Linked DNA regions of Homo sapiens: region 1 is linked to region 2. A link is a loop called in an ENCODE intact Hi-C map of the cell type or tissue named here. Cell type or tissue: chondrocyte. All regions are shown on one strand. Each heading gives the region's core, and the rest is flanking DNA. Links, peaks and the distances in the headings are about the cores only. Region 1 overlaps LOC101928331 (a long non-coding RNA gene). Region 2 holds the start of LINC01108 (long intergenic non-protein coding RNA 1108).

Region 1 (16,517 bases), core at 8,165-12,164, 190 kb after region 2:
ATGGGGACACAGATTCAAACCATATCAAGAGCCAAACTCAATTAACTCCTCATTCGTTTTTTCCCAGTACCCTCAGGAACGTCCCCTGATCACTGGCTTTTTTTCAACATTCAGCTTGCATATTGCCCTTCAGTGGCCTCTGCTATTACGACCCAGCCAGTGGGGGGCCATATCAGTTCCTTCCTCACATTTAAAAACTACTGAGTGAATACATGCACAGTTCCAGGCACAGAGTTAAACATTGAATAGAGGTTACTATGAAAACCAATGTGTAAACTCAGTCCAAAATAAGTATGGTTATAAAACGTCTTTGCTCATTCAATAAATCCTTTTTGAGTGCCTACTTTGTGCCTTTTGTTGTTTATTCCTTATGTGGGCAACTGTCAAAAAGCTGTGAGAAAGGGCTTATGCTATTTAAATAATTTCTTCTCTCTCTTTGTATTCTTCTCCATTTCTCCTTTTGTTCTCCCCCCTTTCTCCTCCTCTTCCTCCTCCTTCATTTCCTTCGGCTTTCTTTTTCCTATATGCATACAGTTTTTGTGTCCGGGAGAAAAAAGGTCTAGAGAGCTAGATTTTTAGAGAGCATTAAAAAAAACTTGCCTGAATTATTGATTCATAGCTTTATAATGCACCCAGTATAGTAAGGACATTTATAGATTTCATGAGCTGTTTAATATCTATTTGTGGAGTACCACCATGTGCAATCATCTTGGACTCATTATGTTTCTTTGGCTGCCCAGTGAGTCATAACGAGCCTCTGAAAAAATGTAGAATAATGGTTTAGAACTAGAGGGAATGAAATAACAGTCAAAGTCAAATATGAAATTATTAGTACATGTAGTCTGTAAGAGCAATCAAGACAAGGAAGGGATAGAGGGCCTATTATTACATGCACATGTGTGCACACACATGTGCATGCACAAACTTTAAAGGGTTTTCAGTAAAGGGGGAGGTAGCTGGGGAGCCCTATGAAGAAGATTCTTAAAAGTGAAGGGTTGCAGCTCTATTTTTCCATTAAGATTCAAGCACGTGGGGGTAGGGAGCTCAAATTATGGGGAGGAAATAGAAAAGCCAATGGAGGCCCTTCTGAGAAGAGGGAGCCCTGTACTGAGAGGATGAAAGAGACTTTATTCTCCAGCAGTTAAAATGAAGAGGAAGAGATCATTTCTAAACAGGGCACAAGAAATGGCTTCATTTCTCCCTATTAACCTCTGTTCCCCTAAAGAAAGCCAGTTGAAGCAAGCAGGACAAAAGAATTCTATGTAAGCCTAGTGAAGAATACCTTCTATGATGGGAGCCATATTTTGAAAAAATATTAATGTAATTTTCTCTTTCAATTGTGCAAGTATAGATCTTTATTTCTAATTGGTTCCAAGGTCATCAGCCCAGAGGTCTGTGGGTGTGTTCTATGGTGTGCAAAGGGAAAAAAAGAGGATATTCAGCATTTGATATTTAAAACAGGATTTCAAGCAAGATAATAGTCTTGAAAGAAGACTTTTTTTTTCTTCCTGAGACCCATCTGAATTGCTTTATCTCCTCCTTTGGCCTATGTACTGAATTCTTATCATTTTATGTTATCTTTGCATCCATTTTGAATATAAATTGGACTTTCTCATACAGAAGCAGGGCTTTATCTTCTTCGACACAGTTTCCAGTTTTCTGCCTCCTCCCAGTTCCTCAAGCTGGTTAATCCAGACATCTGCCCTATACAACTCCTTTCCCCTGGCAACCACCTCCCTAGGGAACAGTTAGACACAGCCTACTTGACTTGCCTCACTGACCCCCACACCCCATGTGGACTGCACAGATGTGCACCAGTGACCACTTCTCAGTCACAGCACAACTCCATGGAATTCGTGTCTGCTTGCTCTGAACTCACCAGTTAGAACTCCCCCAGGGAAACCTGCTTAGATAATGCTCTGGACCCCAATAAAGGCTTTGACCCACAGGTTTTTCTCCCTTCCTTGCTCTCTGCCCACTGAGTGAGCACATATGTCCCTGAAGGTTCCTCTGTTCTGCTGGTCCTGCAAAACGTGCTGCCCTCCTTTCTCTGGGATCTGTAAGTAATAAACTGCTTCTGGTATTTCATGTGTTTTGTGGAGTTGCCTCCTCTGTGTCTCTCCTGACCAACACACGTGAACCTAACTTCTTTCCAAATCATGGTTCTCCTATAGAATGGCTATCTTGGCAGGAGTAAACTGGACACAGTCCAGATAAAAGCCACAAGGGCATCTGATAGTATAAACAAATTTTCTGTGAGAGGGGCACCTGGTCACAGGTTGAACACTTAGGCATGAGGCTGTCCACCAAGATAAAGAAGCACCCCAAGAAAGGCACACTGTAAACATCTACAGGAAAATCCCTGGAGCCCTGTCAAGTCAGCACTAGAGTTTATATTCACTGTCCGGAGAGAGACCTCAAGAACAAATTAGAAATACAACAGCCTATTCAGCACCAACAAGAATCACCCAGATCTACAAGTTTCCCTGCAGGGTAGAAAAGTTATTCTTTTGGAGACAACAGGTAGGCCATGAAGCTTGCTGGTCCATGGGAAGAGGAGATACCACAGAGGAAGACAGGCAAGCCCTACTCTTCCTGTCCCAGGAGATGATGAGAGGAAAAATGAAGAGAGAGTGAAGGGGAGGGGGCTGATTTAGGACTATCCCAAAGGAGTTAATGCAAACACCAAGGAGGCACTGAGACAAAATAGAGGAGCATTGTCAAGGGGATGGATTGGGGTTGGGGAGAAATTTGCCCTTCTGGAAGACTCCATCAGTTGCTATCTGGTAAAGGAAGATTGAATATACAAATGGACAATGACCAGACCATACTTAAAAATAGAACTCTGGCCGGGTGCGGTGGCTTGTGCCTGTAATCCCAACACTTTGGGAGGCTGAGGCAAGTGGATCACCTGAGGTTGGGAGTTTGAGACCAGCCTGACCAGCATGGAGAAACCCTGTTTCTACTGAAAATACAAAATTAGCTAGGCATGGTAGTGCATGCTTGTAATCCCAGCTACTCGGGAGGCTGAGGCAGAAGAATTGTTTGAACCTGGGAAGCAGAAGTTGCAGTGAGCTGAGATCACGCCATTGCACTCCAGCCTGGGCAACAAGAGTGAAACTCCGTCTGAAAAAAAAAAAAAAAATAGAACTCTGACCCACAATCTGCAGGAATCTGCCCACCTTATCTATATAACACCCCCCTTATCTACAATAACCAGCCTAGGAAGCCAGCCTGCCTGAAGTCAGACTTGCAGGAGGCCAGATTGCTGTCTCTAGTAACAATCAATGAAGCTGAATAGTAACTTCTGTAATAATCTGCAAAAAATGACCAGAACTTTATGAATAATGGACAGCTTCCCTAATTTTTGTCCATGCTTCCAACGTAGGGCCAACCAGAGAAAGGCAAATATTCACCCCTAAGTAATCACTTAGGATGCCCCCGCTCCTAGTGAGCCAGCCACCTCCAGCTTCCCATGCCAACAGCCTCCAATCAGCATACACCTGGAGCCTTCCCTTCATGCCACTCTAAGGCTCCTCCACTCCTCTGCCCGCCTTTGCATTGCTGCCAAAAGTGACAGTGGCAGACTCCCTTGCTATAGAAAGCTCTGAATAAATAGCCTTTGCTTTTCTCATTTGGTTGGTCTTCGTTTATTTCTACAGTAGAGAAGCTTAGAATAGAGTCAGTTGGTCTAACATGAGGGCCTCTATGGCAGGAAATAGATTGTCTAGGCTGGAGAATTGAATGAGGAATCAGAGTGTGTTACAAATGGCTATTGCTGAGGGAAGATAAAGTCACCCAGAGAGAGCTGTCAGGCCTGACCAAGTGAGAGGAACCAGAACAAGTATTATCCTGGCTGTGAGCTTGAGCTATGAACTCCAGTGGGGTAAGTGGCAAGCGAGAGACTCCAGGAACCAGACCCTGGACCTTGACCTGTCTATTCTTCCTTCTGTAAGAAGACACGTAAGTCACATCCCTTCCCCTATATACCAAGAAACTATCTGGGAGAGGAGCTGCAGAGAAAAGTAGAAGTGTGAAAAATTGGAGTGATTGGGCATTTTTACTTAAAGATGTGGGGTATCCATTAAAGGGGCTGTTTAAATGACTGCATCATCAGCTTTGCTGTTACTTCCCCACTAACCAGCTCACCCATAAAAGCATATCAGTTATGGGAAAAATATTAAAACCATATTTTCTCTGCATGTTGAAGTTGTAGTTAAGCAAATTTTGTAATTCCATAAGAACTGAAACTAATGTATTTTCTTGTTCCTTAGCTAAACAACTCTGGGATAAAGAATAGGCTTTTAGTTGAACAATGCTGAGATCAGGCAAAAACAACTCAGCTACTTGCTCCAGTGGATACCCGCTCCTGGAAAATAAGACTGTGGAGCTACTGAAACAGCTGACTTATCAGGACTAACGGGTCACTCATCAAAGCTCACTTTCATATTCTCACCTTGTGGTGCCTACCAGTCCAAAGCTATTGTGCCATAAATTCTGCCCAATCCCAACCAGTTCCCTGCCTTTGAAGACCCACCTAAGAATCACCCAGCCTAGGCCCTAAAACCCTAAATAATCCTCCCCTGACTTCTCTCTTCTGAGATGCTACTGGATTCTGTATCTAGATCAAGCTGATGTTCTCTCTTATTGCAATAAGTCTATTAAAAACCCAGCTTTGCTTAACCAACACTTTTTCTTTTCTGGTGGTCTTTTTGGACACTCCATAGCCAGTGCCATTATGCTTTAAATTGCATAGTCTGGCTATGGAATACTAGGGGAAAACAGCCACAGGCAACAAGTTAAGCTCATAGCTACAGGAAACAGATGAATTCTTTCTGAGCAAAAGTAACTACAACCCAGAAGACCAAACGTTAGAAGTGTACATCCAGGAGAAGCTATAAACACCTATCCTAGTAACAAAGACATAAGACATGTAGTTTCTATACACGGAGTAGACCAATCACACCACTTTTATTTTCAGTGATTTCCTGTACACACAAAGAGCATCAATTAAATTTAAGAAGAAAACAGTATACAAAAGAACATATAAAATATCTACATAAATGTATGCACAGATATGATGCATAGTTGGGACCATGCAAGTCCAGGGGTTCTTTTTCCATACCTTGTATTAAATTCACCCAGTATTTAGGGAAGATGACATGGTTTGACTGTGTCCCCACCCAAATCTCATCTTGAATTACAGCTCCCATAACCCCCAAGTGTCATGGGGGGACCTCTTGGGAGGTAATTGAATAATGGGAGTGGGTTTTCCCATGCTGTTCTCATGATAGTGAATAAGTCTCATGAAATCTGATGGTTTTATAAAGAGCAGTTCCTCCACACACACTCTCTTGCCTGCCACCATGTAAGACGTGCCTTTGCTCCTCTTTCACCTTCCACTATGATTGTGAGGCATCCCCAGCCATGTAGAACTCTGAGTCCATTAAACCTCATTTTCTTTATAAATTACCCAATCTTGGGTATTTCTTCATAGCAGTATGAAAATGGACTAACACAGAAGAAAAGGAAGGAGGAAGAGAAGGAGAAGAAGGCCCTGATTTTCCTAAGGCTCCTGTAGACCAGATTACTTCACGCTCTCCTTTTCAGAGCTCTCACATAGAAAAGCTAAAAGGACAGGCCCATGGATATGGAAAAAGCTGGACAAGCACGTACATCCAGTGATGCCTGCTTAATATGTTCACTTTGCACACCCTCTTAGCCCAGTCCCTTCCCATGGCCCCCAGGCTCATGCTTCATGTTGTCCACATAAGCATTTCTATTGTGTCTTGACACCAAGCATCAATTCCTCAGTTACCACAATTTGCAATTCTCATCCATGTCATCCTCAACACATAATGCTTTATTCCCTCTCCTTGGCTGTCAGTGAGAACTTGGAGGGCACTTGCTTCTATAGTTAACTCTCAGATGAGGGTTGGCTGAATCTTGGAAGCGGCTAGAACATTTGCTCAGTGCCGCCTCAGATGAGTTGTCATCTCCCTGCTCTGCTGTCAGTTCTGATTGCACCGCCCTGGTTTCTTGGGCTGCCGCTGCCTCATGTCAGGCCCTCTGAAAGACCTCGTCCTGCAGCTGGTATCTCTTGCTTTCTCTGGACACGGTGTCTGCCCACCCGGGAGGCCCAGAGAAACTAAACCCTCCAGCGTGACTCAGCAGAAAAGAACTGGGTTGCTGTTGCTGGCCGACACCATCCTGTTTCTATTTTTCTCCTCATACAGCTGTGACTAGCCCAGAAAGTCACTTTCTGTCCCCAAACATCTGTTCTCCAAACATCTCTTTGCCTGTCAGTCCTCCCACCCTATAGATTTTCATATTTCATCACCGTAGTACCATCTTGTTACAGCAAAACTGGTTGAAAGGAGTAAGATTATATAAGATGGGGGACAAAAAGATTTCTCATAGGAAAACAAATATGTAACTTTAAGTGCTTAAAAGTTAAAAACAAAAACAAAAACAAAAAACTTTTCTTTAGAGATGGGGTCTTGCTCTGTTGCCCAGGCTGGTTTTGAACTCCTGGGCTCAAATGATTCTCCCAAGTAACTGCGACTATAGGAATGAGCCACCACATCTGGCTCTAAGAAAGTTTTTTTGTTTGTTTGTTTTTTAAAGAAAATATTGCACTTATTTTGTGTAACTTCGTAGCACTGAAACAGTTGGTGGAAATTATAGAAATGCAACTCTTCACTATAACAAGGACGCTCTGGTGATAGCTCTCGGTTATAGCAGCTAGACGTATTAAGTGAACAAACCTACCTGTAAAGTTCCTAGACTTCAGTGCAGAATATTTCTGTGTGTTCTCTTTGTGAAAGTCTGTTGAGCTTATGAACTACTTTTTTGTATGTATGTTATTTTTCAGTAAAAAGTGCAAAAAATGAGAAGAACCATCCCGTCATGCATATGTGTTCTATTGGTGGGGATTTTGAAGCAGAGACCAAATGACTTTTTTTTTTTTTTGAGATGGAGTCTCACTCTGTCACCCAGGCTGGAGTGCAGTGGTGCGATCTTGGCTCACTGCAACCTTCACCTCCCGGATTCAAGCCATTCTCCTGCCTCAGCCTCCTGAGTAGCTGGAATTATAGGCACCCACCACCATGCCTGGCTAATTTTTGTATTTTTAGTAGAGATGGGGCTTCACCATGTTGGCCAGGCTGGTCTTGAACTCCTGACCTTGTGATCCACCTGCCTCAGCCTCCCAAAGTGCTGGGATTACAGGTGTGAGCCACCGCACCAAGCCCAAATGACATCTTATTTGGACAATCATAAGAGAGTCATACCCAGGACAGAAAGCTGGATAGCACCTCAGTTTCTTTAGACTTCATGATTCTGTTTTCTGTTTCTTCCTGAGATGGAGAATTAGCACAACATACAGGCTTCTGCTGCCAAAATCAACCCTTGAGAAACCATAGAAGCAAGAGGGAAAGATGAACTCCAGGAACTGACAACACTTGCAACAACACAAAACCTTGAGAGATCTCTGGAGTGACAGCAGCTTGTCTCATCTGGCATGAGGTGGGGGACGTAGTGGCTGCAGTGGGGGGCTGAGGGAAGAGGCCCAAAGCCGCCTTTGGAGAGGAGGTTGGAAGTAAGCTTTACAAATTCTGCTCTGGTGTCCCCACATCTGCTCCACCCAGGAGTTGCCTGAGGACCAGCCTTGACTGCCCCAGCACAGAAATGGCTACAGTGGCTCAGTGCTGGTGTCCTATTGTCTGAGGGTGTGGGGGTGAGGCAGCACTTATATCTGGCAGAAGAAAACCTGATGGAAGGGGGAGTTGATGAAAATAGAGGGTGCCTGAGCAGCTGCACTCAGGATCTCCCTAACCTTCACTCTTAGCCCCCAGGCTGGTGGGTGGCCACCTTGGAGACGGCCTCCTACATGTGCTGAATCATTCTAAGGGTTTCAAGTTAAACCTCCCCACAGAGGTTTCTGGTGAGTGATGGACAGTGTCTTGGGTGGTGGGGCTCCCACCCTGCCCTGGGGCTTATGCCCTGCCACTCCTGTGGCCCTCTGGAATGTGCAGCACTGGAACCCCTCAGTGGTATTCCGGGGGACTGCAAGTTCACCTGGGCACAACCATGTTCCTGCTGAGTACTCCTGCTGAAAAGGGCCACAAACTGTGCAGAAGTGTTGCAAGAGTTGGGATTCAAATGGATTCTGGTTAATATGAGTGAAGAAATAAGGGAAGGTAATATCAATATAAAATACAGGGAAGAAATTGTAAGAATAAAGAACTGGAAGCACTAGTTCTGAAAATAATGTGAATTCAACTATGCTGCTCTCCCCTGTGCTCTGTGAACATTGCTCATTTACATACTCACTAGAATAAGACAGGTGCTATTATTAAGCCCATTTTGCAGATGAGGGAAGTAAGGCACAGAAACGTTAAGTAACTTGTCTGCAATTATAGGCAGAGCTGGGATTTGAACACAAGTAATCTATCTCTGTGTCCAGCCCTTAGCCATTCCACCGGGTCTCACACTTGATTAAGGATCTCAATGGCAGGCATGGTGGTGCACACCTGTAATCCCAGCTACCTAGGGGTCTCAGACAGAATGATCCCTTGAGCCCAAGAGTTTGAGTCTAGCCTGGGCAACACAGCAAGACCCTGACTCTAAAACAAAACAAAACAAAACACAGCAATGAATGGGGAAAATGGTAGAGTGAGTATAGCTAAAGGAACTTATGGGTTGCAATATTAGACTAAGGAGCTTTTCTAGAAAGCATGAGGAATGTATGAAGTAACAGAAAACGAAAAGAAAAGGTAAGAAATATGGAGAATAAAGTAGAAGTGCCAATATTCAGATTATCAGACCTAGAAAGAGAGAAGGATTAGAAAATAGGAGGCTCTATGATTCTAAACCAAATTGCTCAAGGAATGTTTTTACCTCACTCCTGAACTGACAACAGGGGTGGGTTTCAGCACCTTCAATATCTATCTTTCCCATTCCTGCCAGTGGTGAGGAATTTGTCAACGAAATCAGGAAATCTGAATTCACCATCCCTGCTGGCTTTCCCTGAAGGAGGCCATTCTGTCCAGGTGAATAGCCAGTTACAGCATTTGGGGGTTTTTGCAGACAGAGTAACAGGGTGTAGAAATCAGAGGCACATAAAGGTTTGGGGAACGGGGCGGCAAACTGGTCTCCAGGATATTGTTAGCTATATGGAAACATGGACAGAACCAATGGGAAAGGGTGTTCTTTTAGATCTTTCAGTCAGAAAACTACAGCCAATGAGCCAGATCCAGTAGCCGCCTGTGTTTGTAAACCATCTTTTATTGGAACACAAGACACGCCCGTTCGTTTATTTATTGTCTGTGGTTGTTTTTGCCCTACGATGGCAGAGTCAAGTAGACAGAGACTGGATGGCCCACAAAGAGTACAAATTATTTACTATCTGGCCCTTTACAGAAAACGTTTGCTGACCTCAGACCTGGATTCATGCTTCTGGGTTAAAATCTGTCAGGGCATCCTGCTTGTCCCCTCATGCCTCCCTCCCTCCCACCGTGTCCACAAGGGACTCTTCCTCTACCCTAGCCCCCAACACTGGGCTCAGTCACTGGAATTCATCACTCATGGGTGGGCTCCCGGTGGGATGGTTAGCTCCTCTGCTTGCACCTGAGTAATTAGAAGGGTCGTTTCATATTCTTCTGTGTTCTCGGAGGTGCTGCCCACTTGTGCATTTGGGCAGGGAGGGCTCTGCTCCCTCAGTGGTGGTTGGAGTGAAGGAAGGATGAACCATAGACCAGAGGGTAGTTCCTTCGGCCGCAGGCAGCACTCACAGCTCACTTAATTTGCACAAAGCATACAGAGAGAACCTGACCTCTTGCTCAAGAAAGAAAGAAAGAAAATACAGCTGGAGCTGGGACTGGGAGGGAGAGAAAGGGCTCTCTTCTGGACAGGCAGCTGCTTGTGTTGCGTTGGAGTCCTCTGTCTGTACCTCCATCTGCCCTGGTGAGATAACATTTCACGATGAGAGCTGAGGAGGTGGCTCCCTCCCGCAGAGGTGCATGACTTGGCTGGAGTGTTTTGCTTCGCTGGCACACGTCTTCTCTTTTCAAGTTAGCTGAGCTCACACATCCCCCTTGCTTGTTTGCAAAGTCCATATGGGAGATGAAGGCGAGACAGTTTGACTAAGGGCAGAAGGAGGGAGTGAAGAGGAGGAAATGTGGGAGCGGGGATGCCTGGCCAGACCGAGCCTTCCTCAAATTAGGTCACTGTTTATATAAAAAGTTAAAATTAAACCGAGGACTATTTTCCAAGGTTTCTGACACTGGACATGGCTCTGTGCAGCATCCCTGGAATGCAGTGCAATAAACATCACAGAGCACATGACGTCACACTGAGGGAGAAGCCAGGGAATGTCACTAGCAATGAATCCCAGGCTCTACACAATTATGCTGGAGACAGACAACATCCTTGTTCTCTCTGACTCTTTCCTCTGAGTTTTCCTGCTGGCTTTTTCTGTTCTTCTAATTCTCACGTTTTTATCCACGAGGCAACCATGTCCCCTGAGAGTTACCACACACAGGGCTCTATGTTTCTGTTTGGCCAATAGCATAAAGCTCTTCAACAAAGCTTTGACCTTCCTTCTCCTTCCGACAAATTGTTACGGCCTTACCTTCTCACAGTGATTCCTCAACATGAAACAGCAAGGTAGGTTTCATTATCACCAATCTGCAGATGGAAAAAGCAGGCTCAGCGAGGTTCAAGGACTTCCTTAAAATCACAGAGCAAGACAGCGGCTGAGAGGCACTCAAAGCAAGGTGGTCTATGAGCTTCCCAGTATACCACACCACCCTTCTGACTGCCCTTGTCCTGGCACACCTCCGTAGGTTTGCCATGTTTAAGTGGCAATTAGAAGGGATGTTCCCTGAGGGAAGGGACTCCGGCATATGCCTTAATGCACCTGTGGTGTCCAGCACAGTGCTTGCTACATCATAGACATTCAAAAGTCCGTGTTCAGTGAAGATCCTTATATATGCCCGTTAGCCATGTGTTTGACTTTTTCTCTTGTAGTCTGGAAGGTCTTTGGAGGCCTGGGTTATGATTTTTCCTTAATATGGGGCCAAGTCAATAACCTCAACCTCTGCCTCCAAGAGATTTAAATGGAAATGAAACATTGAGTATAAGATGAACCCACCCGATCCACCAAGCAGTATTCTTTATATGGCTTCCCTAGTGTCAAAATACATCGCTTCAGGCCTGGCCATTGTTGACTCCATTGTTGACATCCTGTCTCCTTCTGGTAGTCAGATTCCTCTTCCATGTTTGAATTCTGTATCTATGTTTTTAAATAAGCCAGGAAACACTCACCCCGCCAGCTCCAAATTAGTTCTTCTTTTCATGCCTTTTCTGTTTCCTGGCTCCATGCCACAGTCTCCCTCCATTAGAATTAAGAAATAGCGCTCAGAGAGTCATATGTCTTCACCTAGTTAGCACCTTTCCTTCGGGACAGCTTCTCTGAGGGTGGCTCCCACATATGCCAGGCTTTTCTCCTAGCAATTCCTAGGTTGTCAGTGTCAGGGGCAGGGAGGAGCATGTGTGAGGATGGGTGTGGGTAGGGGAGGAGAGGGGAAGGTGCAGAACACTGTTACACGAGGCACTCTGTCGTGGTGATTGAAGGAAGCAGTTTCTTGGCCATGTGTCCAGGATGTGCTTTAAGGGAGCCAAGACAGATCATTCATATCTTATGAAGAGTTGTATTTGGAATCTTTAAATAAATAGGAAATGCTTGTCTCTCCTTATCTAACTCTCCATTTGTCTTTTTTAAATCCTAAGTTTCATAAAGATACCTGGAATTAAATCATCCCAAGTTAGGTTTCCATAAAAGTCCTTAGCCAGCAAAATCTTTCTCTCTGGGGCCACCTTTTTCTGGGAAGTTCCCTCAGCTCTGCCCGTCCTCCTACCCTCCGCTGTACTCCCCACAGCCGTCCTTCACAACACTTAGCACACTGTGCTGGGGTGAGATGAGCTCCCTCGTCTCTCTCCCTTTCCCTGTCTTCTCTATTCACACGGAGCCTGGCTCATAACAGAAGGCCAACAAAAGACTGTTGAAGGAATTAATAAATGAGTAAAATTTTCTTGACATTTAGTTTGAATTTTTATTCTCAGATTTCAACATAAGACTATCCTACATGTATCACAAAAGCAGAAATTCCCTGAGGGGAATCTCATATGTGATTATTGAATTATTTTCTAGATTTTAATTTATTCTGCTTTTGCATTCTTTTTTTCAGCTGTCTATTACTTGGTAACAATCTCCTCCCATTATTTAAGAGTTGGTGGTTGGCAGGGCTCAGGTGGCAGTTCTTCAGCATGAAAGTGCAATAGCTCAGGTCACTCATCAGGTGCATTCACCTGGAAGTTCACTGAGACTTACACATCCTTGACGGTCTCTTATTCTGTGGGGGTCTTTCTCTATGTGGTTGCTCATCATTCAGTGATCTAGCCCGAACTTCTTCATAGAATGGCAGGTGGCTTCCAAGAGGAAGCATTTCAAGAGGACAAGCCCCGATGTGCAAGTGCTTATCCAGCTTCTGTTCGGTCACATTTGCTGCTGTTCCACTGGCCAAAGCAAGCCCCATGGCCAAGTCCTCTACCAATGCAGAAGGGACCGTGCGAGGGCATGTCATAGTCTACCACTGTTACAGAACCCAGCTGGGTCTGTTTGACCATGCAGGGCAGAAACCCAAACACTGAAGTGTTGAATTTTTTAGAAAGAAAGTGTTATTGCAGGGCAGCCAAACAAGAAGATAGGAGATGGGTTCAAATCTATCTGCTCATCTCAGCTCACAAGTAGTATATTTAAGGTCAGCAATTTTAGGAGGAGGATTTGGGGGCTGGTTAAGGACTTGTAGAAAGGAAAGGGAAGTTAGGAAATTCTCATTCAAGAAATAAACAAGTGAATAGGAACAGCTCCGGTCTACAGCTCCCAGCGTGAGCGACGCAGAAGACGGATGATTTCTGCATTTCCTTCTGAGGTACTGGGTTCATCTCACTAGGGAGTGCCAGACAGTGGGCGCAGGTCAGTGGGTGCAGCGCACCGTGCTCGAGCCGAAGCAGGGCGAGGCATTGCCTCACTCGGGAAGCGCAAGGGGTCAGGGAATTCCCTATCCTAGTCAAAGAAAGGGGCGACAAACGGCACCTGGAAAATCGGGTCACTCCCACCCGAATACTGCGCTTTTCCGACAGGCTTAAAAAACTGCGCACCAGGAGATTATATCCCACACCTGGCTTGGAGGGTCCTATGCCCACGGAGTCTCGCTGATTGCTAGCACAGCAGTCTGAGATCAAACTGCAAGGTGGCAGCCAGGCTGGGGGAGGGGCGCCCGCCATTGCCCAGGCTTGCTTAGGTAAACAAAGCAGCCGGGAAGCTGGAACTGGGTGGAGCCCACCACAGCTCAAGGAGGCCTGCCTGCCTCTGTAGGCTCCACCTCTGGGGGCAGGGCACAGACAAAAAGAGAGCAGTAACCTCTGCAGACTTAAATGTCCCTGTCTGACAGCTTTGAAGAGAGCAGTGGTTCTCCCAGCATGCAGCTGGAGATCTGAGAATGGGCAGACTGCCTCCTCAAGTGGGTCCCTGACCCCTGACCTCTGAGCAGCCTAACTGGGAGGCACCCCCCAGGAGGGGCAGACTGACACTTCACACAGCCGGGTACTCCTCTGAGACAAAACTTCCAGAATAACGATCAGACAGCAGCATTTGCGGTTCACAAAAAAACCGCTGTTCTGCAAACACCGCTGCTGATACCCAGGCAAACAGGGTCTGGAGTGGACCTCTAGCAAACTCCAACAGACCTGCAGCTGAGGGTCCTGTCTGTTATAAGGAAAACTAACAAACAGAAAGGACATCCACACCAAAAACCCATCTGTACATCACCAACATCAAAGACCAAAAGTAGATAAAACCACAAAGATGGGGGAAAAACAGAGCAGAAAAACTGGAAACTCTAAAAAGCAGAGCACCTCTCCTCCTCCAAAGGAACGCAGTTCCTCACCAGCAATGGAACAAAGCTGGATGGAGAATGACTTTGACGAATTGAGAGAAGAAGGTTTCAGACGATCAAACTACGAGCTACAGGAGGAAATTCAAACCAAAGGCAAGGAAGTTAAAAACTTTGAAAAAAATTTAGACGAATGTATAACTAGAATAACCAATACAGAGAAGTGCTTAAAGGAGCTGATGGAGCTGAAGGCCAAGGCTCGAGAACTACGTGAAGAATGCAGAAGCCTCAGGAGCTGATGTGATCAACTGGAAGAAAGGGTGTCAGCGATGGAAGATGAAATGAATGAAATGAAGCGAGAAGGGAAGTTTAGAGAAAAAAGAATAAAAAGAAACGAACAAAGCCTCCAAGAAATATGGGACTATGTGAAAAGACCAAATCTACGTCTGATTGGTGTACCTGAAAGTGATGGGGATAATGGAACCAAGTTGGAAAACACTCTGCAGGATATTATCCAGGAGAACTTCCCCAATCTAGCAAGGCAGGCCAACATTCAGATTCAGGAAATACAGAGAACGCCACAAAGATACTCCTCGAGAAGTCCTCGAGAAGAGCAACTCCAAGACACATAATTGTCAGATTCACCAAAGTTGAAATGAAGGAAAAAATGTTAAGGGCAGCCAGAGAGAAAGGTCGGGTTACCCACAAAGGGAAGCCCATCAGACTAACAGCGGATCTCTCAGCAGAAACTCTACAAGCCAGAAGAGAGTGGGGGCCAATATTCAACATTCTTAAAGAAAATAATTTTCAACCCAGAATTTCATATCCAGCTAAGCTAAGCTTCATAAGTGAAGGAGAAATAAAATACTTTACAGACAAGCAAATGCTGAGAGATTTTGTCACCACCAGGCCTGCCCTAAAAGAGCTCCTGAAGGAAGCACTAAACATGGAAAGGAACAACCAGTACCAGCCGCTGCAAAATCATGCCAAAATGTAAAGACCATCAAGACTAGGAAGAAACTGCATCAACTAATGAGCAAAATAACCAGCTAACATCATAATGACAGGATCAAATTCACACATAACAATATTAACTTTAAATGTAAATGGACTAAACACTCCAATTAAAAGACACAGACTGGCAAATTGGATAAAGAGTCAAGATCCATCAGTGTGCTATATTCAGGAAACCCATCTCACATGCAGAGACACACATAGGCTCAAAATAAAAGGATGGAGGAAGATCTACCAAGCAAATGGAAAACAAAAAAAGGCAGGGGTTGCAATCCTAGTCTCTGATAAAACAGACTTTAAACCAACAAAGATCAAAAGAGACAAAGAAGGCCATTACATAATGGTAAAGGGATCAATTCAACAAGAAGAGCTAACTATCCTAAATATATATGCACCCAATACAGGAGCACCCAGATTCATAAAGCAAGTCCTGAGTGACCTACAAAGAGACTTAGACTCCCACACATTAATAATGGGAGACTTTAACACCCCACTGTCAACATTAGACAGATCAACGAGACAGAAAGTTAACAAGGATACCCAGGAATTGAACTCAGCTCTGCACCAAGCGGACCTAATAGACATCTACAGAACTCTCCACCCCAAATCAACAGAATATACATTTTTTTCAGCACCACACCACACCTATTCCAAAATTGACCACATAGTCGGAAGTAAAGCTCTCCTCAGCAAATGTAAAAGAACAGAAATTATGACAAACTATTTCTCAGACCACAGTGCAATCAAACTAGAACTCAGGATTAAGAAACTCACTCAAAACTGCTCAACTACATGGGAACTGAACAACCTGCTCCTGAATGACTACTGGGTACATAACAAAATGAAGGCAGAAATAAAGATGTTCTTTGAAACCAACGAGAACAAAGACACAACATACCAGAATCTCTGGGACGCATTCAAAGCAGTGTGTAGGGGGAAATTTATAGCACTAAATGCCCACAAGAGAAAGCAGGAAAGATCCAAAATTGACACCCTAACATCACAACTAAAAGAACTAGAAAAGCAAGAGCAAACACATTCAAAAGCTACCAGAAGGCAAGAAATAACTAAAATCAGAGCAGAACTGAAGGAAATAGAGACACAAAAAACCCTTCAAAAAATTAATGAATCCAGGAGCTGGTTCTTTGAAAGGATCAACAAAATTGATAGACCGCTAGCAAGACTAATAAAGAAAAAAAGAGAGCAGAATCAAATAGATGCAATAAAAAATGATAAAGGGGATATCACCACTGATCCCACAGAAATACAAACTACCATCAGAGATTACTACAAACACCTCTACGCAAAGAAACTAGAAAATCTAGAAGAAATGGATAAATTCCTCGACACATACACTCTTCCAAGACTAAACCAGGAAGAAGTTGAATCTCTGAATAAACCAATAACAGGAGCTGAAATTGTGGCAATAATCAATAGCTTACCAACCAAAAAGAGTCCAGGACCAGATGGATTCACAGCCGAATTCTACCAGAGGTACAAGGAGGAACTGGTACCATTCCTTCTGAAACTATTCTAATCAGTAGA
Region 2 (16,517 bases), core at 5,038-9,037:
ATGAATGACCACGACCTGGGTGGAGTAGACAACAGACATTTATTTCTCACAGTTCTGGAGGCTGAGAAGCTAGAGATCAGGGTGCCAGCATGGCTGGGTTCTGGGAAGGGATGGCTTCTATTATGTCCTCACTTGGCCTTTCACTGGTGATTGCAGGCAGAGAGGGAGCAAGGGATCTAGTGTCTCATCCTCTTGATAAGGTCACTAATCTCATTATGAGGGCCCCACCCTCATGCCCTCATCTAACCCTAATCACATCCCAAAGGCCCCACCTCCTAATACCAGCACAGTGGGGATTAGGGCTTCCACATATGGATTCTGGGGGCTACAAACATTCAGCCCCATGGCACAGGCCACAGAGAAGCAAGGATAATTGAGGACCACGAGGTCCTCTGGGACTCACGGTTCATAGAGAGACAGATAAAGAAGCAAGTACAGTGTTTGGAAAACAAACAAAAACCTACAAAGAGTTCTAGAGGATTGTAGAGGGAATGACCCTTTTCATAAGCAAAGATCAAGGGGCTGGAAGGATGTGTGACATTTAGGAAACGGTGCCCAGTCTGACTATAATGGTGGTGGCTGCTGCGCCTTCGGCCCCCTTTGCCTATGCCATTGCACAGTTGCTGCTCCGATTATGATTGTCACGCCTGGCCTCACTAACCAGTTGTCTTGGGACATGGTTCTGCCCGGCGAATGCCGCCTCTACAACCTGTGCTTTTTCCAAGGTCTTCTTGAGGAGCCAAAACAAGCTCCCCAGAGACAAGAAAAGAGCATACACTGAGGACCGCCCGCTCTCTCCTGGTGACATATCAGACTGGTGTCTGAGGAGGGTGCACTCTCCTGCCACCTGCAGGACACGGGGCCACCCTTGGGATGTGCCTGGTGCAGGAATGCTGGGGCGAAGGGGACTTCACTGGGCAGAGGGAGCCTTTGGGTATGGGAGGGTCTGGGGTAGAGGTGGTGGACCTCATCGGTCATCACAGACGTGCCCTGGGGATGCTGGCGCCACTCCAGCCGCGTGGTGGGCAGGCATCAGAGATCCATTCTAAAAAGATAAACAAGGCATGGATTTGGGAGTGTGGGAGGCAGGAAGGCCGCGTCCCGAGCCATCAAATGCAACGGCGCCTTGATGTGAAGTAGGGGAGACTGAAGGCAGAAGTGTCCCCTCTGCCTTGCTGAAAACTGGAGCTGCTGGGTGAAGACAGGGTGATTACCCACGTCTGACTTTCCTTTTTATATCTGGGGTGCCAGGGCTTAACGATCCCTCCCCCTACCCCCATTTCTCCAGGAAGCCTTGAAATCCTTTGCCAAGCAGGGCACCAGAGTTCCTGGGGCTCGTCTGCAAATTAGGTCCTCACCAGCATCCTCCTTTCATTGTGGGACCTTCTCATTTCTGCGGCATTTTCCATCACACCAAAACCTAAGACTAAGTACCCTCACCATCCTAATGTACCTAATGATTGTCTACACCTCCTGAAGTTTCCTGTCACCTTCTCTTCAAGTAGCTTTGCCATTAACTGGGTCCCTTTAAGCAGGTTGCTGAATCCCAGTTTTCACTTCTATAGCAAGAAGGACTAGAATCAGATAATTTCTAAGATCCCTACCAGGTAAAGAGGAGAATACCAGCATCCACTCAGACTTTTCCTACACATATTGGCTCCTGTAGAAAGTAAATTGAAAGGAAACGGGAAGGAGAGACGGCACGTATTGAATTTCTCATTAGCCCCACTGCCTGGTTCTCATTAGTGAGCCTTCCGGGTTACAGGCACAAGGGCCAGGACTTATTTTCATGGCTGAATAGCACATGTGAAATGTAGGCGATTTCTAATCCATATTATATGAGCTCCACACTTTGCTATCTTATAAAGTAATGGGCAACGCTCAAGGAAAACCCCATCAGAATGACGGGCTAATCCTTCAGGGGGAAAATATTGCTGTTCTGCATAAGCTTTGGCTCTCTGCTTAATTAATCCCTAAAACTTTCAGGCCTTAATGAGAATAATTAGACTTGACAGTACTGAGCTTAATGCACAACTACAGACAACAAAAACCGTGTTCGGTTTATAAGCTTCCCAGAGCTTGCTGAAAGACAGGCTAATGTTATTTACAGCGGCCCCAGTGAGGGGCCGGACGAAGGTTCGGACTGGAAATGTGCTTGGCTCTCCCTGAGGACAATTTCTCTGAGGAACGGGGTACTATAGCCCCCTTTTGTGGCTTTCCCTCCATAACAAACCGTGGTCTAGACAGGATCTGGCTAGAAATTCCCTTATTACCACCCCGGCCAGACTCCATTTATCATCACCTTGAACGTAATGCTCGCGCAAAACCTCCAGGCCTCTCCCGTTCACATAACGAATCGAGGGAGGCAGAGCTCTTACGGCGCTCCAGCCAGTGTCTGCCTGCTTCTGGAAATACCTCATCTTCCAGAAAAGCATTCATTTGTCAACAGAGGGATAATGCTAAAACCTTAAAGACAAATCGGCCAGAAGGCAGGGATGGGAGAAGCAGGCAGGGTACAGCCCGGGAGAGACGGCAGCTTTGCCTCGGTGCAGTTATTTGATTTGTTAGCCTTGTGCCAGCCTCAGTCTTCTCCAAGAAGAGGTTTAAATCTCTTCTTGAAACGGTTTGAGCGTACACTCCCCAAACAGAGAGTCCAGAAGTATCCCTCCGGCGCTGCAGGGATGACCAAGTTAATTTTGTCTGTAACCGTGAGAGGCTTTTCAATGAGGGGCCAAATAACTGCACAGATTCTGGGTGTTGGGTGAAGCCTGTCCCCAAACTTGGGCGAAGCTGTTGGAGCTGGGCGTGCAGACTCGAGCAGGACAAACCGTCCCACCTGGTGAGATGACATCAGGAGTCCTTAGGAATAGGGATGGATTTCTGCACATTCCATTGGTGCTGATTATCACAGGAGATATGAAAGTGGCGATCAAAGCTACCTTAACCATCCTCGAGATTATAACAAAAGTGATAATGTCCATATGGAGATTCTTCTCAGAAATGAGAAACCGCAGATAAGCAAAATGACTGTCCAGTGCTTCTCAGTTTGGACATAATCTATGAGTTCAGAGTTCTTGCAGATCTAAGGAGATGAAAAGAAAAGGGTGCAACATTGGGATTCAGAAGCCAACATGTTACCTTTTTAAAAACAGAAATCAATACACACACGTGCCTGTGTACACACACACACACACACACAAAGCAATGTGAGGACAGGAACTTTGACCCTGGAAATGGCACCAGGCTAGAGAGCTTTGTTTTTAATTTTCAATCAAGGATTTAAAACAGACTTCAAAGGGCATTTAAGCTGACAGTTTTATTTGCTCCTTGAGGAAGAGGAAAGATGAATAAGCGTAAAGACAGATCATTCGCAAAATAATTGCAGCCCTGACATATCTAAATGAGTTTGTAAAAGAAAATACAGTGGCAATTGATCTTATTAATTAGAGATGTACCACGATGGTAATACCCACTTATCCACAGATTGCCTGCAGCTACAAAAATAAAATAAAATAAAATAAAATAAAATAAAATAAAATAAAATTAACCACTTTCTCCTGGAGAACACAATTTCTTTCCCTCCCTGCCATAGAAAGTCATCTGGGAAAAAAATCCCTGGTGATCTCTTCTCTTCACAGTGGTTAACAGCCCTTAGAGGGCAGTGTGGATGGGTTTCCTTTCTGCCCATGGAGGTTTGGGTTTATACTGGATTGCACAATGCCTTGCATGGTACAGTGGCTTGTCGCAATTGATCGAACATGTAATCTGACAAACAAACAAACAAAAATGGGCTACAAAAAAGAGAGAGCTGCTTTTTAAGCCTGTATGTGTCATTTACCTGTGACGAACAGCAGTAAGCGCGATGGTAGGCCCGACTCTCTCCATTGCTCATTCTGTCTCTGCTCTTTCCATTATCTTATTTCTGTGAACAATTGCTTAGCACTCGAACAGAATAGCCCAGCGATAAAACGCTGAGTGACGATTGGGTGGCAGCCACCTCTGAGTGCGGTCCAGCCCTGTGCCATTGGAGGCGAATCTTCAGGTTGCTGGATTTGAAACTTACACAAACACTCACTGTATTATTGCAGAAGAGAGAGAGAATGGAGAGAGAAAGGAAGAGGAAGAGGACAAGAAGAGGAAAGAGAGGAGGAAAGGAAGAGGTGGGTAAATAATAAATTGTTTAGCACTGGAAGAATCATCTAGTGCTACTCCAGTCATTTCAAGGGTTGTGTGTGTGTGTGTGTGTATGTGTGTGTGTATTTTGGGCACCTGTGGGCAGGGGGGATCAAAGTGGGAGTACAGGCACAACTGTGTTTATAAGGCAAGTGGGAACTAAAACCCAGCCTTTGGTGTCTCACCAAGATGGACACAGTGGCAGGGCCCTGTATCTGCCCCTCAAGGGGGAGGTTTTTACTAATTTGCACTAAGGCCTAGTGGGGCCAGAGGGTGAAGAGTGGTGTGATTTGAAAACAAAGCAGGGCAACAGGTTTGATATTAAAAATGACCCATTTCACCCTTGATCTTCCAACTTGTCTGGAATAGAAAAACTCATGGCCAGCAGACTCCAAGCACATATCGATATTACCCACACAAAGTTAAAAAAAAAAAAAAAGACATGAAGTAGTGAGGTGTAGTGGTGGTGTGCAGCTGTAGTCCCAGCGACTCAGGAGGCTGAGGCAGGAGGATGGCAAGTTTGAGGCTACTGGGAGCTATGATCATCCCACTGTACTCCAACCTGGGCAGCAGAGCAAGATTCTGTCTCAAAAAATAAAAGAAGGACCTGATTCTTTCAAAAGCAAAATACATTTTAATATCACTGTGACTGTGCCTTGACTTTCCTGGAGTAACAAGATTAAATTTATTATGAAATTTCAAATTAACTTTAAAGGAGGACTTGACAGCTTTTGCAGGTTGTAGGGACACCCAAGCCCATCTCACCTTTCTCTTACCTCCTGGAAGCAGCATCTTTGTTGAGGTGTGAAGAGCAAATATGGCTCATTGGTTCTTGGTGTCACCTGCTACAGGGACTCACCAGTTCTGACCTCCAAATTAGCCAGGGTGAACGCAGATGCAGGAGATGCCGTGTGAATGCTGGGGAAGGCCATGGAAAAACACAGGCCTGAGTAGCCGACAGGCCCCAGTCAGGGAAAGAAAAAGAATGCTCCCAACAGATCAAAGCCCACAGTCTCTTAAAATGGAAATGAACATTTAAAAAAGGCCTTTCTCAAGGGAGAAATATGCAGTAAATCAGAGCTTTTGAAAGACAACTGGGGCCTGTGCCGGTTTTTGAATAACTCGTCGTTTAATAAATGTTCTATTTTTGACCCTTTAGGGAAATATACAACTCCATCTGAAACTTATGAGCCAAAATAATTTAACTTTTTTTCCATCTCATTTTTATAAGTTTTGTGATGGAGACAAATGATCTGGAAGCTTTCTTTTTAAGGTTTTATGATGAAGCGAGGTCATTTAACAAGAGAGAAATGGTTTTCTCTGCACACCAGCTTTGACTCGGTGAGTGGCTAGTTAGTCCCAGCATCCGAAGTCTCAGGATCCACAAAGAGGAAGCTGTGCATGGAGTTTTGAGGAATTGTTCTTGGTTTTCTTTGTAAGGGCTTCATGAAAAGCATGTAAACAAGAGAAGAGTAGATCATCTCTTCTAATGTGTGTGTATGTGTGTGCGTGCATGTACATAGAACATTTGAAACTCTACATCGGTGACTGTACCTTGACTATATGAAACTATATGTCATGCATCCTCTGTACTGGTAAAAAGGAAGTACTTAATATATGTTGGAATTAAGTTGTTGGATGTTTTCCACATCTTTTCTAATCCCTAGGATCCTAGGCACACAGTTTGTCCACAATATATTCTCATTGTCTTGTTGTGCTGTTTTATCAAATCTTACCTATCTTCAACTGCCTTTGGACTGACACATACTGGACCTGAGAGATCAGCTTCCTGTCCACCAGAGGCTTGAATTGTTAAAAATGTTACAGGCTCATTTTACCTCTGATGAGTGGGTGCCACAAAATCTCGGGAGCAGATGTCCCTCATTTACTCACATTGCTCCGTCCCATCCCTTTCTGCTGGGTCCTGAGAGCAGCCTTCTCCCTGGCACCCAGCTGGGATTCCCACTAACCCAACTCAGGTTCAAGGGCTGAGGGAATTCAGGATCTGAGGGATGGCTCAAAGACCACATGGAGTTCAGTTTTGCATGTTTTCTTTGAGTGCCAGCCAGCAAAGACCGTGGCCTCACATAATTTTTCTGCCGGGTGTGGAATAGTGCCATAGAAAGATGATTCATGAGAAGAAATTGTCAAGTTTCTGCCTGGAACTGAATGGAAAAAAATTGGTTGAAAAAAATCCCAGACATGCACACAGAAGATACGTAGGACCAAATTTATATCTTTAGCTTTGGGAATCTACATTCATTATTTCTCTCACTTGACTTGAAAATGGGTAAAAATCTGGCCACAGTGCTCTTGTTGGGTTATAAATAAGATTTTTGTTTTTATATTAGCATCTGGCCCATAATAGTCGCTAATATTTACTTTGTGTTGCTCAGTTTATAAGGTGTTTTTTTCCTGTGTATTTAAATTGCATATTAGACCTGAATATAGGTATTTTTCTTTTACAATAAGAAAACTAAATCTTTGTGAGAGCCACATGGACAATACCAGTGTAAGTAATTTAATCCAAGCCCTCTGCATTCTTGCAACCTTTGTTTTAGCCACAAGGTGATTCTATTTGGTGATTGCATTCCAACAGCAATTCTCTGACACCAACTGGGTGTCCTACAATTCAATTCAATACATTTTGACACTAACTATCCCTATTTAACATCAGAACCCACAAGGTAAAGGGCAAGGTCCCTAATAATACTGCCCTTACTCACATACCAGCTACAAACAGGGTCCCCAGGCTACCCTCACTTCAGTCTGACTTGGCAACAAATTTAGGGGTTCCCACAACTCCCTCTGGCTCAAGAATTCAATAGAATGGCTTAGGAAACTCAAGTAAGCACTATACTTACTGTTACCATTTTATTATAAAGGATACAGATGAATAGCAAGAGAAAGAGATACACAGGGCAAGGCCTTGGGGGTAGAGGTGGGGTGCAGAGCTTCCATGGACTCCTTATGGAAGCCTTCCAAGCCTCTGGTGGACAGGAAGCTGATCTCTCAGGTCCAGTATGTGTCAGTCCAAAGGCAGTTGAAGATAGGTAAGATTTGATAAAACAGCACAACAAGACAATGAGAATATATTGTGGACAAACTGTGTGCCTAGGATCCTAGGGATTAGAAAAGATGTGGAAAACATCCAACAACTTAATTCCAGGTATGTTGCCTTCCCAGCACATGGATGCGTTCATAACCCAGGAACTTCTTGGAGCCTCTCTGTTTCAGCGTTTTATTAAGGTTCCATTATGCAGACATGATTTATTTAAATACCGGTCTTGGTGACTGAACCCAACCTCTCTAGTCCTTCTACCTTCCCCAGAGGTTCAGAGTGGGGCTGAAATTCTAACTCTTTAATCATATGGTTGGTTTATCTGGGTCTTGGTGACTGAACCCAACCTCTAGTCCTTCTACCTTCCCCAGAGGTTCAGAGTGGGGCTGAAATTCTAACTCTTTAATCATGTGGTTGGTTTATCTGGGGACCAGCTCCCATCCTAAAACTATCTAAGAGCCCTGTAATAAGTTACCTTATTAGCATAAACTCAGGTATGGTAGAAAGAGGCTTGTTATGAATAACAAGACAGTTCTATCATTCAGCAAAGTCCAAGGGTTATTGAAGCTGTGTGCCAGGAACTGGGGATAATGACCAGTTATTTTCTGTATAATGTCTGTAGTAGGCATTCCAACTAGGGCCAACAACAACACCTTCCCTTTCTGTAGGTGCAAGCTGTCCCCCACCTCAAGAGGTGGGTTTATTTTTCCCTCCCTTGAATGTGACTTGCTTTGACTAACAAAAGTGACATTCTAAAACTTCTGAGCCCAAGCCTTTCAAGAACTGGCAGCTTCTAATTTTTCTCTCTTGGAATGCTCCCTTTTGGGAGTCAGCTGTCATGCTTTTAGGAAATTCAGGTTAGATGTTTGGAAGATGAGGAGCTGTATTGAGAGAGAGCCTGAGGGATGAAAGACCATCTTGGAAGTTCCCCTCTCTGCCAAGCTCCCAGCTGAATGCAGGCAGATCAGTGATGCGAAGTATACCATATGGAGTAGAAGACCATCCTAGCTGACCTAAGTCAACTTGCAGCATTGTGATATGCCATAAATTACAGTTTTAAGCCATTACGTTTAGGCTGGTTTGTTGCACAGCAGCAGATAACTGAAACATGGACCTATTAAGATCCTTCTGAAAGTTTAGTATTTTGGCAACAAAATCTCACAAAATGTCCTTCCCAGACACACCTCAGTTATGTAGGATTCTATTATATGCAGAAGAATGTAAAAGTGAGGCTGAACATAAAAAGCTTAGAGCAACATATCCTGTATTAAAAAATTACAATATTGGATCTGATTAATTTTGATTGTGTTTTCTCCAATGTTTCTTTCACCTGTCTTCCTGTCACTCCTTTCCAGGTACTTTTCTGTGTCCTTCTGATTCACTCACTTGGTGAACCTAGTACAATAACTAACTATAAGTTCATGAAACTCCTTCCTAAACATCTATACAAGGACTTACTTTTCCAACTAGGTTTTGTTTCTCATTAGAGACACCATTTTCATTACCTACATTTTTTTGGAATTCTGTACCCAAAGACCCAACAATGCAGTGGTATTTACAGAAAAAGGAAACTTACATTCTTGTGACAAGTTTAAAAAAAGAACCTGGTTGGCAGGGTGGATCTACTTCACGCTGTCATCCAGGGACCCAGGTTTCTTGTATTACCAGCATAAGAATTAGAGTAGCTGCCATCTGCTAGGTCGATGCTGGGTTCCTATGGTTCCTGAGAGATGGAAACAGTCATGGAGAGCTCATGTGCAATATTTTGTACCAAGGTCTGGAAATGACTCATAGCACTTCTATTTTCTGTTAAGAATCTAGTCACGTGGCCACACCTGGTAATCACCAGCTGAGTAGCCATGTGCCCAGATGCCATTTTACTATTATAGAAGCCACATACTCAGCTTCCACATAATACAAAAGAAGAAAGAATAAGTTTTGGTAAATAATTAGAAATATGTGCCACAGACCATACACACCATGAAATACTATGCAGCCATAAAAAAGGATGAGCTCATGTCCTTTGCAGGGACATGGATGAAGCTGGAAACCATCATTCTCAGTAAACTATCACAAGGACAGAAAACCAAACACCGCATGTTCTCACTCATAGGTGGGAATTGAACAATAAGAACACATGGACATAGGGCGGGGAAGATCACACCCCAGGGCCTGTCATGGGGTGGGGGTCGGGGGAGAAATAGCATTAGGAGAAACACCTAATGTAAATGACCAGTTAATGGGTACAGCAAACCAACATGGCACATGTATACCTATGTAACAAACCTGCACATTGTGCACATGTACCCTAGAACTTAAAGTATAATACAAAAAAAAAATGCCCCAGACATGTCGCAGTTTTTGAAAGCAATTTTTTAAAAAGTGGAAACTGGCATTCAAAAATCTGAACAATGGCAGCGGGATCATTGTAATAATCGCTTTGGCTAACAAGCGTAATACTTTAAAGTAGTAAGAAGGCTAATCCTTTAAAGGGACGAATCTTTTGTTTTATGCATGTATAAAGTCTGAGATGTTTGTTTCAACCGTTCATTAAAGCATTTTTAGTCGTAGCTAATATTTTACCCCTTCGTGACTTCTATCTTCTTCTAGGAGCCAAGCCTAAGAAGGCATCAACTCAACAGCTTCAGGTCCCAAGGAGATGTGGTATAATTGGCACACAGCAGTTCACATTCTGCTTGCTAGCGACTTCAAAACACTCCTCAAATAAGTATGCAGAGCCATTTCCTCCTATTTTTGACTTCTCACAGCCCTATTCCACCCTTGTATTTTCACCAGTGTTAACTTGTGAGGAAAAACTAGCACCTCATCTTCTTATTTTGTGTGGCTTACAAATTGCCACATATTAAATGGACATATTTGATTTAGTAGCATACATTTAAATGTTTAAAATATGAGGAGTGTTCAGGGAATGCCATTTCACTTAGCAGTCAGTGCTAACATCATTTTTTGAAATGCTCCCCATTTCTACGATGTAGCCAAAGCTTTATTTATCATCAGATTTGCATTTTGTGATGTATTCTTGAGCCAGCCAAACTCATCTAAAAGCAAGCTCATTTAATGCAAAGTAGATTTAAATGTGACTGCTTTAAAATGGACCACCCTGTTTAAATGATCCTCCGGATGTAATTAGAAAAAACTCGAGTTCCTAGGATAGGAAAAAAAAGGGTGAACTAAATGATTTCTCTCTCCCTGGGTAATTTTTGACCACGCACCAATAAAACTGCTGATCATGAAATGATTTATTTTAAATGTAACTTTCCCACAAACGGTTTAACAGGAGGTGGTTTAGAAATGGTACACCACATTTGAGCAGACATCGAAAGTGTGTAACAAACCATGATGTTTATAGCCTTCAGCGTCCCAGACTCTTCAGACAAGAGAGAAAGAGAGGGACAAAAAGAGAAAACAGAAAGAAAGACGAAAAGAAACAAAAAACAGTAGAGTTGTGAGACAATCTATACTCCAATTTTGACTTATATTCAGAAGCATCTTGTTATCTCATGGGGGAACTCAGGCTCTGTTATCCTAACTCAATTTCCATACCAGTAGTAGTGAGTGATGGTAATGTTATTTAGGAGCTATTCACATAAAAGCTTACCATCCAAAGAGGATCTGGTAGTATTAGCATGCTTGTCAAAGCTCCCATCCTCTACACAATGAAGAACCTCGAAACAGAGCTGCCTCTTCCCAAGCCCTGATGAGGCCACGCTTGGTGCCAGCCATTAAAAATAAAAGCCCGTTAAACTTTCAGGACATGCTTCCACATTTTTGGGCACCGCCAAGTTTTCAAGATTTGAGCCAGTTCAGTGATAGTATCAGCAGACCAGCATCTCCTAGGCAATGAAAGTAGTTACCATGGAAACCCCAGAGCTGCACCCATCAACAGCTTTACAATTTTGACAGTTCAGAAAGTGACTATTTAGGAATTTCAATTAGAGCAGAAACATACACATTTAGATGAACAAAATGCTTAAAAAGTCTATAGGAAATGATTTAGATACATATAAATATATATTTTAAATCAGAAGGCAGACTCCTAAATATATTCTGCGTGTAGAAGTGAATTTCAGGAATAATGTAAAAAGCACTTGGTAACGAAAAAAGATGTTAAAGTTCTTTTATCCCTTTTCCTTCCTTGGAAAGGAAATAGGCACCAAGAATAAATAAGTTGTGAAAAATGATCAGCGGATTTTTTTAACAGGGTAGTCACAATATGCCATGCTTGTTAAGTCAGAACTTGTGCATATTATTAAGAAATATTTTAGAATTTTATATTTGCCAATTCCTCATATTTGAACAGTTCTGGCAGGGTAGTCTTTCTTACAACTCTGCTGTAAGAGCTATAACTTTTTTTCCTTTTTATAATAAAGGAAACTGAGGTTCCTGAGGATGGATGGGCTCCACACAGTGGATTCCAAATCAGGACCAGACTCAAATCACTTTGAGCCCTGGTTACTCTTTAATTCATTGGCAACAACAGCTGCTCAAATGAAAAGAGCCACATCAACAAATCTTTCAAACAGAAAGTCAGGCCCCGTTAAATAAAATATACACAAAGCCGAAAACTCAGATCTATAATAAAAGAAACAGGTCCTGTTACTAGAGATACACAATGGTAATAGCAATAATATTAATTTGCAATGGTTAATACTAATATTAATACTAATGCCAACTTCACTGCTAAGAATAGCTGTGCTAGTTATCTTGGTTTTTCTCCTCCATCAGATCCAAGCTCTATGCCCCCCCAAAACTGAACCCATGGACTGCTTCATGTGGGCTCACTTGCCCTCTGCTTCTGGCTGATTTGGCAATGGAGACATACAGAGGAGATCAGAAGGTGGGAGGAGAGAAAGGTTGGTGTGTTCATTCCTCCAATCCCCACCTTGCCTCTTGCACAGCTCCAGCCTCAGGCTAGTTCTTGGTCCTTTCACCATGCTTCATTGATTCCTGAAACCTGCTACCACCTGTGTAAATAGTATCAACATTAAATAACTCTTCAGTTAAACTCTTATCTGCACTATGTATGCCCTGCCCAGACCCGATTGTTACAATAATGAATGCTTATACAAATCCTATATAAATGCTATTTTTTTTTTTTTTTGAGACGGAGTCTCTCTGTCGTCCAGGCTAGAGTGCAATGGCCTGATCTCAGCTCACTGCAACCTCCGCCTCCTGGGTTCAAGCGATTCTCCTGCCTCAGCCTCCTGAGTAGCTGGAATTACAGGCACCCACCACCACGCCAGGCTAACTTTTTTGTATCTTTTGTAGAGATGGGGTTTCACCATGTTGGCCAGGGTGGTCTCGAACTCCTGACCTCATGATCCACCCACCGTGGCCTCCCAAAGTGTTGGGATTACAGGCGTGAGCAACCGCATCCGGCCATAAATGCTTACTCTTAACTCTGCCCCTATTCTAAATGCTTTATGTATATTTAACCTTTGCAATAACCCTATGAGGTAGATGCTGTTGCTCCACCCATTTTATAGATTAAAAAATTAAGGCAGGAACTTTGGAAATGCTTTTTGCATGGATTATTTCCTTGATCCTCATGACTCCCCTATGGGTTGAGGGTAGGGAACTGTGATACAAGACAGAAAAGTTAGGAGACAACTCAAGGGTGCTCAGCTATGAAGCCAACCTCTGTGCCTCCTTGCTCTGTGGATGTCCTCTTGCCCCGTTCTGATACTTTCCTCTGGTTTTGTCCAATTAGAGGTGTAGGATTCCATTCCATGCCATTGTTTTAAACTTCAGCTCTGGCTTTCTGTCAGGAGCCCTCACTTGGGGAACAGGAGAAAAAGGATTTGCCTGGGTAGCAGTGCTGCTGCCGATGGCAGAGAGAGGAGATGGGGCTTCCTGGCTTCTTTTGGCTCCTGGGTCCTCTCCTGTGGCTGAGTGAAAGGAATGCTCAATCCTGGTCTTGGGGTTTTCTAGTGCCCTGTGATGTTTTAAAACAAGGCAGTTAGAACCACTTTGGGGCAAGGGGATGGCAGAAAGGGAAGTAGGAGGTACTAATTAAAACCTGTGGAAAGGGTTTTAAAGTTCCCATACCAAGAAAAGTTAACATACCAAGAATATCGTTACTGCTGGTCTACAGCAACCTCTTCTCCTTGCTTGTCCCCACACCCCATGCTGCCTCACCTGCACTTCAGGTGCAAGCTGCCCCTTCGGATAATTTCCTTCTGTTTATTTCCTAAGGTTTTCTTGTTGTTCATTTTGGTTAGATGTTACCTTCTAGGGAAAGTGAAGGGGGCAGAGAATGAGTCTCGTAAGGCATGAAGTGTCCTGGGTCCAGCGCTCCACGTGGGTGGGCCTGGCCATTTTCATTAGTAATAACAGACACGCTGTACAACCATTCAGGATCAGCTACCATCCTGGGCACTGCAACAAGGAACTAACCAAACAAATAAACTAACCAATCCACAGACAAAATTCCTGACCTGGAAGGACCATGAAGGCAAAGAGGCATCTATCTCACTGGGCACTGAGACAAAGAATTCAAACCAAACCAAACCAAACCAGACTAAACCAAACAAAAACCAATGCACACAGACACACAGACACACAGACACACATACACACACACACACACCCTAGCCTGGAAAGATCCTAAAGGTAAAGAGATATCTCATTCACTATTCTTCCCCCAGAGCCTGGCCTGACACCTGTAACACAGAAAGAGTTTAATAGATAGTTGATAAATCAGTGGGTAAATAAATGATTGAATATTCTATTCACACTATAGACAAACATGATAAGTGATAAAGCATCGAAGAGGAAGAACTTGAGACAGGGTTCTACTGCTCACTCCAGGGAGTCTCTGACTGCCTAGGAATGACTGATACTGGTCTAGGACTTGCTTCTGTGTCTGCAGGACTTCCTGGAGCCTGGAAGTGGGGCTTAGCTGGGAGGCTGAAAAGGTGGGAAAAGCTCATTCATAACCCTGTGTGCCTTTCTCCAAATACCTTTGAGCTGCCAACCTGAGTCATAATTCCTCTGCCCTCCTCCAGGATCTAGAGTATGAGGCTAAAAGAGGGAGAGCCCACCCCTAAAGCAAAGGGGTACAGCCTGGTACATGCAGCAGCTTTGGGCTCCAGTCATCAAGCTGTGTCCAAGGTCGATCCACAAGTTATAGCTATGAGGAGAGCCCTCCCCTTCTCTTGATGTTTGTCCAGTGAAGAGGTCACATTTAGCAGCCTTGTGTATGGCTGACATGGCCCTAGATATCTCTCCTTCCTTTCAATGATGGCAACAGAAAGCAAGAGGCTCATTGTCTCTAGGGCCCACTCTTCCTGCTCTTCCCTCTACTTCCCACAGGCACAGGAGCCTCACCCTATGGCCACCACTACAGGCCCACAGGGAGTACTGCCAGGCTTCCACCGATGTTTGCTTAAGGCCCAAGGGCTCTTCAGTCAGATTGCAGTGGATGTTGCCAAACCTGGGACTCACCACTTCAGAGCAGTGGGCTCCCCTGTGGCCCAGCCAGGTCTGGAAATGCCATCCAAGAGCCAAGGCCTGGAGTCGGGGCCCGAAGAGCCCACATGATGCTCTTCCCACCTGTGGCTGAGCTGGTACCTAAAATGCAAGTCAGATACACTGATGACTAGTAGAACACAATATGCTAGCCTTGGTCTTGGCCATGGCTGGTTGATGTATGGGAGGTCTTAGAGCCTCCAGGTGGGCACAGGATTTGAAAGCTTAGGCTGATCTTAAGGGCTGGAATACCATTTCCTGCCCTGGGGACAGATTATGTTGACCCCCAAAATCCTGGCAAGGGGCTGGGATAGGAGCTCAGATGTGCATTATTTTTATCTCTTAAGAAAAACGGAATGACATTTAGAGCTTTCCTATGGTATTAGAGAGATAGTTGAAAAAATACATATTTAGCCAGAAAAAAAGAGTGAAGAAATACAGCACTACTTTTGCAACTGATGCTGGCCACAGACCTCAAAGCTGTTCAGCTCCTGTTATCAGACTCTCCTGTGCAGTCCTCATGTCTGTTCACCAGTGTGTTTTCCAGTGTATCTATTTTCAATTGAGAAGGGAAGAAATGATTAATCATTACTTTCAAGTAATTGTGAGGCTTTTGGACTTAAACAGCTATGACTTTTGGTTAAAAATTACCTTAAGACATTTATTATTTTGAAACAAATTGCTTCCATTATTTAAAAACTGCACATAATTCTTACACTTATCTCTAAAATGTTTACAATTATATAATGCATTTAAATGTAACTTTATTCCCAAAGCACGTTTATATTCTGGTTCATGGTCACACCACAATGCTCAGCATTCTGATGTAGCTCAGCAGAGGTACCTACCCTATCACTGAGACGCAGAGACAATCACAGACCTAGCACCACCTGGTTTCCTTGTATGAAGCAGGATTTGAACCTGAGTGTGTCTGAATCTAAAATGTGTGCTCTTGTCAACATGGTTGCATCGAGGGTTTGGTTTCCTCTAGGCACATCTGGTAAACCCCATTCTTTAGTATCATTCTAACCCCATTCAACCAGCATTCCCTCTGCCCTTAGTAGAGAGCGGGCTCTGTGCTAGCTTAGCTAGGTCAGGGGATACAGAAATGAGTAGGTCACAGTCTACTCAAGGAAATAGGCACATAAAGAAATATTTACCAATGAGTCTTCATTCTTCACCCAATTTAGCTTTGCAGCAAACCTCCAGAGCCCATATTAAAAACATCCATGGAACAGCCTACAAAACACACACATGCACAAATACACACACACACACGCACACATGTACAGGCACGTACACCAACTATTGCCCATTGGGGAAGATGAGGTCAAGTAAACTTATATGAAGCAAAAGAAAATAATTTCCTGGACCTTGTCTAATTGATTTCAAGGTTTGTGGTCCACCTTTAGATATGATGTGCAATAATTCCATCTCTCCAAGGAGGAACTCTGACGTTAGTAAAATCATTATGGGGCTCTTCTGGTATTCCCAAAGCAGTTAATGGAAGAAGGATGGACACCCAGCCTCCTCTCTCATTAGTGCCTTCAGGGTATTCAGCCAGATCAATTCCGCAGCCTTCCACCCTTTCTTCTGCAGCCTATTACTTAGTCCTTGAATGGGACCTGCTACAGGGCTGAATCTTTTAACTTTTTTTAAAAAAGACTTCATTTTTTTTTTTCCTGAGATGGAGTCTCGCTCTGTCACCCAGGCTGTAGTGCAGTGGCGTGATCTTAGCTCACTGCAACCTCCGCCTCCCGGGTTCAAGCAATTCTCCTGTCTCGGTCTCCTA

The links. Hi-C counts contacts between places; a loop is a spot of excess contacts. Peaks named below come from ENCODE experiments on the same cell type or tissue, not always from the same donor. Only the 100,000 strongest peaks of a DNase experiment are listed, where the experiment ranks them.
Region 1: a loop joins it to region 2, with 2.5 times the contacts of the local background. A loop is called at or near these places in 2 of 110 quality-filtered maps.

Annotation. Positions count from the first base shown.
Region 1 is chr6:14,467,075-14,483,591 of GRCh38, forward strand. All of the region lies in intron 1 of LOC101928331 (a long non-coding RNA gene), which reads left to right. Among named protein-coding and RNA genes, the nearest start is that of LINC01108, 190 kb to the left of the region's middle. RefSeq lists enhancers at 5,607-6,107, 6,108-6,608 and a silencer at 7,596-7,820. In chondrocyte, for the core only: no CTCF peak of the experiment used is centred there; no DNase peak of the experiment used is centred there.
Region 2 is chr6:14,280,107-14,296,623 of GRCh38, forward strand. It overlaps LINC01108 (long intergenic non-protein coding RNA 1108), which reads right to left and starts at 5,348. Exons shown (of 2, transcript NR_108097.1): 1 at 4,950-5,348; 2 at 21-3,082. It overlaps LOC124901266 (a long non-coding RNA gene), which reads left to right and starts at 5,715. Exons shown (of 2, transcript XR_007059465.1): 1 at 5,715-9,962; 2 at 11,981-12,260. In chondrocyte, for the core only: no CTCF peak of the experiment used is centred there; no DNase peak of the experiment used is centred there.